3 separate regions of the Homo sapiens genome follow, and regions 1 and 3 are each linked to region 2. The links are chromatin loops, found by intact Hi-C in ENCODE. Cell type or tissue: K562. All regions are shown on one strand.

Evidence for each region. Hi-C counts contacts between places; a loop is a spot of excess contacts. Peaks named below come from ENCODE experiments on the same cell type or tissue, not always from the same donor. Only the 100,000 strongest peaks of a DNase experiment are listed, where the experiment ranks them.
Region 1: a loop joins it to region 2, with 2.4 times the contacts of the local background. A loop is called at or near these places in 1 of 110 quality-filtered maps.
Region 3: it touches region 2 in a loop (2.4-fold over the local background); 1 of 110 quality-filtered maps calls a loop at or near these places.

The regions. Positions count from the first base shown.
Region 1 is chr7:111,473,895-111,476,394 of GRCh38, reverse strand. The region is part of intron 3 of IMMP2L (inner mitochondrial membrane peptidase subunit 2); the gene reads left to right. Among named protein-coding and RNA genes, the nearest start is that of IMMP2L, 87 kb to the left of the region's middle. In K562, no CTCF peak of the experiment used is centred here; DNase peaks (open chromatin) are centred at 214 and 1,054; H3K4me3 peaks cover 240 bases.
Region 2 is chr7:111,222,720-111,225,219 of GRCh38, reverse strand. The region is part of intron 3 of IMMP2L (inner mitochondrial membrane peptidase subunit 2); the gene reads left to right. It overlaps LOC124901725 (a long non-coding RNA gene), which reads left to right. Exons shown (of 2, transcript XR_007060477.1): 1 at 1-2,500. Among named protein-coding and RNA genes, the nearest start is that of LRRN3, 130 kb to the right of the region's middle. In K562, no CTCF peak of the experiment used is centred here; a DNase peak (open chromatin) is centred at 1,089.
Region 3 is chr7:111,306,206-111,308,705 of GRCh38, reverse strand. All of the region lies in intron 3 of IMMP2L (inner mitochondrial membrane peptidase subunit 2), which reads left to right. Among named protein-coding and RNA genes, the nearest start is that of LRRN3, 220 kb to the right of the region's middle. In K562, no CTCF peak of the experiment used is centred here; no DNase peak of the experiment used is centred here.

The DNA.
Region 1 (2,500 bases), 250 kb before region 2:
TACTATGTACAAGGAAATGTACTTTTACAAAAGATTATTAAGTGTTTGAAAACACCGATTTTATTTACATAATTGACTAATTTAAAAAGTATTATTTTCTTTTCTGTGAAACAAATCTGAAAGCCTCTATTTGCCAGTTCTTCAGTGCAAGACTATGGGTCTAGGCTTTGGGACATCTTGTTTCTACTTTGAGTTGCATCATTTTTAATTGGCTGAGTGACCCTGCACAGGTTACTTTAACTGTTCCTTGGATCAATTGCATCATCTGCAGAATAAGAGGTACAGACTAGTTGATCTTTAAGGTCTCTTTCATTTAAAAAATGCATGAAAATAGCTTTAGGGATCAAAATGGAATTGTTAGGAAGTTCAACATAAGAATTAATCCCTCAGGATATCAGAAAACTATGTTGCATAGTTTTAAAGTTGGAGTCAAAACTGACTTGAAATTTTTTAAAGAAGAGCTATATTGGCACATGAAATAGAAATTCTGGAACAGATAGGAGACTTGGAACACCAGGTCTTTATTGGTGAAAGACATCAAATGAATATATACTTATAAAGATTATGTCTGTAGTTGCAATTATTGAAAATTGCAAACATAAATGTTGGCAGGTAGACGTTTTACAGAAGGATGAGATCAAAATCCTTTCCTATTTATTTAAAATTACTCAAAATAAGATAGTGGTAGAAATCTTTGTTTCTTTGTTCCTTGTAATTTATTCTGGGAGTAGAGTTTTTAATATTCTAATGGTTAATTTTGTTCTGGTTATCTCCATATCTCTTGTCAACTTAAGATGTGTTTCCCACTGGTAAACACAGTGTCCGCTGGTTCTTGCTAAATAAAGATACCATAGTCTATATTCTGCTTCATATTTTAGGTCTTGGAAAAGTGGAAGAAATCTCTAAACTAAACTTAAACATAACCTTATTTGATCCAAGGTCAGTAGATACCTTTCATTTTTCTTTTCCTTTTAGAAAAAAAAAAGGCACTGTTTTGGTGAGTAGAGGTGGCAAGGCTGGGAAATGTGTCGGTAGCTGATAAGAAAGGGAAAGGCCTTAAAACGACACCCACCAAATTTTATCAGTGCCTTGGAGCTCAGGAAAGTATTTCTTTCCAAGAAGAGAACAGGAATGCCTTTTAAAAAAATTGTTTATTTCCATTAAGGAGAAACCTCAAGGGCCCATGAAAGGTTATTCCTTTGCATAATCTAGTGACAGGTTTACTCATACTCAGAGGTTACATTAATACTTACTGATGGCACAAGTATAAGTTTCACTTTATTAAAAATTGTATGGATGTTGGAACTGCTGTTGAAGAAGCTGGCTTGGTTTGATTTAGCTATGGATATGATAATTATAATATGGCTTTCTGTACTTTTAGAAGTCATAAGTTATATTGCAAGGATTTGTGTATTTGGATTGCTAGAAAGTTACCGTATAGTATTATGACAGTACAGTAGGAAACATTTCAGTGTGAAGAATAGTATGTCTCACATAAATTTTACCATAGAATTAAGTAAGAATCATTAAAATATTCCGGGTTTATTAAAAATTCATTATTCTACTAGATGATCTTTAAAGAGCAATAAGAACTTGAAGAAATAATAGGAAAGCTTTGGTAACAATGACACTGTGTTAATTGAGTTGCAAGAAGGTAAAGAATGTATTAACAGAATGGATCCAAATTTGGCAAAAAAGGTTTGTAATAAATCAAGGGGGGAAATCAGTTAATAAAGAAAGAGGCCAATTATCAGTGAGGGGAGGGGAGTGTATTTAATGATTCTAAATGAAAGGTTAAACTGCTTGGGTGAATTTCAGTTTAACAAAAAGGAAGAAAAGCAATATGGATAATTAGGCAGTAATAAGAGCATACTGAAAAAAAAAAGCGGAAAACTGCCTTAGGTGCTAGGGGAATATTGGCTAATGAACTTAACCTCCTGCAGTTATCTTTGAATATTCACTTTTGCTTTATAAATGGGAGAAGTGATGTTTTTAGTTATTTTCAAGGAGGTATGATTCCTTAGCACACTTTATCATATTGTGGACTTTAAAAAAAGTAATTTCAACTTTTATTTTAGATTCTGGGGCACATGTGCACTTTGTTACTTGGGTATATTGTGTGATGCTGAGGTTTAGGGTATGATTGATCCCGTCATCCAGGTAGTGAGTATAATAGCCAATAGTTAGTTTATCAACCTTTTTCCCCCTTTTTCCCTCCCCACTCAAGTAGTCCCCAGTGTCTATTATTGCCATCTTTATGTTCATGAGTGACCAATGTTTAGCTCCCACTTTTAAGTGAGTACTTGCAATATTTGGTTCTCTGTTCCTGCATTAATTTATTCTTAGGATAATGGCCTCCATCTGCGTTCATGTTGTTGCAAAGGACATGGTTTCATCCTTTCTTATGGCTGTGTAGTACTCCATGGTGTATTTGTACCACACTTTCTTTATTCAGTCCACTGTTGATGGGCACCTAGGTTGATTCCATGTCTTAGCCATT
Region 2 (2,500 bases):
ATCATTGGTAATGAATACTGTCAGTTGTTTTCCTTGAAGTGACAGATTAACTTTGTCCATTTTTGTGAAAATGTCTGCCAAAAATCCAAGTCTAAATAATAATAGCTTATCTGTCAGTTGTCCCTTTAAGTAAAAAGTGTTTGGTGGAAAAAAGTGGCTAGTTCAGCTTGCAACGGAAACAACCAGGAGTGCTGTTCCTTAAACAACCATTGTACTCTAGTTGCAGTGAGTGCTTTATGTGTATTTGCCATTTCACCACACAGAATAATAAAACACATTTAATTTGAGATATAATGGAACTAAGATTTTTACTCCTTCATCGAAGACATTCTTAAATAAAACAGACTTTGCTTGCTTTAATGACAGTGCATGGCAGTGAAGAGTACAATGACTCAGTAAAGTTTGGTGCCAAGGCTTTGATTTATGCTAAGCTGCTAGCAGTTCTCCCACCAGTGCTTTCATATCATCTGTGAAAATATTAACATATCAAAAAGGGTAAATAACATTTTAATATCATTATGAAAATAATTTTGCCCTCATGAACTCCTGAAAGGTTCTCATGGATCTCAGGAGTCCATTGAGTTCACTTTAAGAGCCACTGCTTTAAAGAAAACAGCAACACACAGTATTCTGCATCTTGTCACCCTCTGTCACCAAGTATCTACCTTAGTCTTTGCACACAAATTGCAATCATCATTTAGTTTACTACTTGAGTAATTTTGGAAGATGGTATTTAAAACACCTTTCTTCAACTTCCTTAGATACTTCTACTTTTAACAGGGTTCCTCTCTAAAATGTCATTAGCAGGTGTTTATATTTTCATGGAAATTTTCCTGTGACAGATAGACTCACACATGTACAAACCATCATTTGCTGAGGCCATTAAGTTAATTTTCCTTAATCTATTTGTTTCAAAGAATTTTAGTATATTCATTTTACCAGTATACTCTTTAGTTCTGAAAGGGTCAGAATAATGACATTCTCACTTGTGGTTCTGAAATGCATTTCAGTTCACAAAGCACTTCCTCATGCATCATCTCTTTTGGCCATCACACCAGTCCTGTGAGATTTGCAGGGCAGTGTCATTATCTCCACGAGTAAACCCAGGTTGAGAGAGGGGGAAGTGGGTTGCCTAAGGTCTAAGGCCACACAGTGAGTGGCAGAACAGAATTGAGATGCTCTGTTTTCTATATTCAGTTTCCTCTTGTGTATAGTGTTCTTTCTTTTCTTGTAACAATTTAAAAGGCATTCCATATTTTTTCCCTAGTCTATGTAGCTGGTTTCTCTTATCATTTCATATCATAAGATGCCTGCACAGGCTGTTGACTTAGATAAAAATATTGTGTAACTGAAGAAATGGAAGCTACACATAGGAGCTATGGTCTCAGCGAAGGCCTGATACTGCTCACAATTCTGTTGTAACCATGAAGGTTACTTTCTTTTAAACTTAATAAATATCAGCCAACCCAGGTATGAAATTTTCAGCTGCAAGAAGAACTGCAGGAAACAGTTAAATATACCCTATAGCCAATATAAGGCAAAACAATACAGAGAATGGAGATTTGCTGGGTAATTAAGCATGTTACAAAGTAGACTGACTAATCTATAATCATATGCTAGGATTAGTAATACAAAAGGCTGACATACGTGGTGTGAATTAATGAAAAAGGGTTTTGAAGAGTTTACAATAGCAAAGATGGTTGCATATTATAACAATTAATTAAACATTATTTTATTTCTTTGTGGTATTCCTTTCTGGCCAAGAGGATTGAACACTTCCTAGAGTTCATTGTGCTTAATTAGACTTTAAAAAATAATTTTTCTTAATTTGTTAGAAAATATTTTTAAAACACTGCAAATGATAGAGAATAATAACATATATCCATGTTTGCAGCATCCAGTTTTATCGTATTTTAACATTTTTCTAGCTCTGCCTTTCTTAAAGAAAAAATATTACAAAAATAATTAAAACTTACTGTATACCTTGTCGTGAGGCTGTGTCCATCACTACCAAGAGTTAATTATCATTCTGAATTTACTGATCATTTTTCCATAATGCATATTTTTATATTTTGATACATATATTTGTATTGATAAATATATATAGTGTTTTTCATGTTTTAATAGTGTATAAAATTTGGTATCATTCTATGTCATTTTGCAACAGTTTTTTTCTTCAATGTTGCTTTTGAGATCATTCATATTTATATATGTAACTCTGATGTAGGTATACAATGTGTAGTATTTTTTAGTGAGTATGCCATAATTCATGTATCTGTTGTACTATTGATGGCTGTGTAGGTTCTTTTCAATTCTTGCTATATGTACCGATATCAGGACATTGTTATGTATACTTCCCTATCCACATGGACAACAGATTTTTTAGGGCATATAACTAGAAGTGGAATTGCCAGGTCTTTGGTATACATTTCTTTAATTTACTAAATATTGTCAGCTTATTTTCAAAAGTAGTTTTGCTATTTTATACACTTATACATTC
Region 3 (2,500 bases), 83 kb before region 2:
TAATGTTATATTTGAAAGTTTATGACAAAGGTACTTTTTTTTCTCATTTGTTCCATGTAATTTTCTTTCTTTTGTATGATGATACCATTAAAGTAAGATTGGCCAGAAAGAGTCAGATGTTTTTAAATTGTAGTAGTTCACTGTCTGTACTATCAATTTTATAATATTTTTCTGCCTAGAAACTTTTTGTTCTCCATACATAGAAATAAAGGCCGACTCAAAGCATATTACATTAAGATGGCAAGTTTAAATAATTTTTTGTAACTGCTTGTTTTTTCACTCCTGCACTATCCCCACTGCCTACGTCTTCAATCTCCAGATTCCTACATCACCAATAAGACCCAAAGTTTCCTTTTCTTTTGTATTTTTCTCAAATGCACCAAATAAAACTTTACCTTTAGATTTTATTTGTTTACCCTTATATATTTATTTAGCTTTCATATTTTCATGAAAGGTGTATAATATTTACAGATATTAATAGTAAGATTTTGTCACAATATATCTGTGAGATAGGGTACTGCCAGTGTAGACATTATATTTACTTTTTAGCCTGGGATTTTTTTCTCTATGTTGGTTGATTGAAGCAAATAATCTTATAGGCCAGAAATACAATTGAATTTGGACAGATACGCACAAGCATAGTTGTAAGTTAAGAGACTGAGTTGAACTATATCACTATAATTGTTTTAGTTTGTGAAAATCTCAATCTATATCTCTATTTCTTAAAATTTGTAGAATTGCTTAAAGTGTTCAATTATATTCTGTATATGTATTCAAATCCCCTTAATATCAGGCCTGATTTTGGTTGAATTTTACTGTTTTGTATTTATGGAACTTATTTTTATTATTACTGGATTTACACCTAACAACAAGAAACAATGCCCCATGAGCTAGTATATCAATAAAAATTGTATTGCTATGGCCATTTCTAAGGAAGTTGGAAACACAATTGGAACAAATAGGAAATAGTTCCAAGTAAGAAAAAAAATTCTCTCAAGGAATAAAAACAAACTGTAAATTATGAATATGGTAAAACTTATGGGGAACATAGTAACTTGAAAATATTTTCTCGATTTAATAAATACTATATATATAAAATGTATGTAATTATATTTTATAATGGTATATTGTTTTTATGCAAAGTTTATATGTTATATATAGCAGATATAATTTTGAGAAGTATCACTCTGGAACCTTCTATATTTTTACCTACTGCGAGGTAGATAATCATAGTTTTTGCCTAGTTATATTTTATTACAGAATATGGTACACATAAGCATGTTTAGTGCAAAGATCAGGACTAAAATGCATAAGTGAAACTAGAAGGAGTGGAACCAAAAATCAAAACTTAGTGACTCGACAGTATTGGTAAATACTGTTAAAATAAGAATAACAAGATAAATAGTAACATTCATGTAACATTGGCCAAATATTAATCACTCTTTAGTTTCTTATTTCAAGTGCCATTTAGAGCAAATATATAAGAAAATTAAGATCTTAAATTCTGGAATATATCAATAAAATATTTTTTAGGATCCAAAAGTAAGGTACTAAGTTTTCTAACCCAATTTAAGATTGTATAATAGAGGTGCTTATTTCCTTTTTTGAGGTTCCCATCTTATTTGTGTAGAAAATGGACAGAAATGATAAACTAAGGACTATATAAAGAAAATAGATAGAAAAATATATATAGAATATAATTAGAATGTAATATATATCTATATAGAATATAGTTAACCAGTTCTTTAAACATCAGAGAAGCTCTTTTAATAATGAGAGATAATTTTCATAAGGATAAATTTAAAAAATATAATGTTGCTATATATTGACAATCAATATAGTCTTCCCTGCCTCCCCCATTTGCTGTGGGTAGCAGAGTCTTAGTTTTGTAAATTGTTTTATTTTTCTTGATTCAGCCCAAAGGATAAAAGTCAGAAAACATCATCAAATTGAAAGAGTCTCTAAAGATTGCTTACACTGCATTACTTTATCAAGAGATCTCATCATTACAGCTTCCCAGTCAGTAACCCCTTTTCTGCTTTAAAACTGGACACACACACACACACACACACACACACACACACACACACACACACACAGAGTCCAGTGATAATCAATGTGATCTCATATATAAAAATGAAAGGCCTTTAAATATTTCTGAAAATTTGTTGACATAGATACCAAATAAATAAAGACAGATTTATGCTAGAATTTTTTAAATAGACATAATTTTTAGAGAAGTTTTAGTTTCACAGAGAAATTGAACGGAACATACAGAGATTTTCTATGTACCTACTCCTGTTCCCATACATTCATAGACTTCCCCATTTATCAGTATCCCCCACCAAACTGGTACATTTGTTACAGTTGAATTGACATTGACACATCATCACCCAAATTTCACATTTTACATTAGCATTCACTGTTGATGTTGTACATTCTATGGCTTTGGACAAGTTTGTAATAACATGTATCCACTGCTAGAGTATATAGGGTAGTT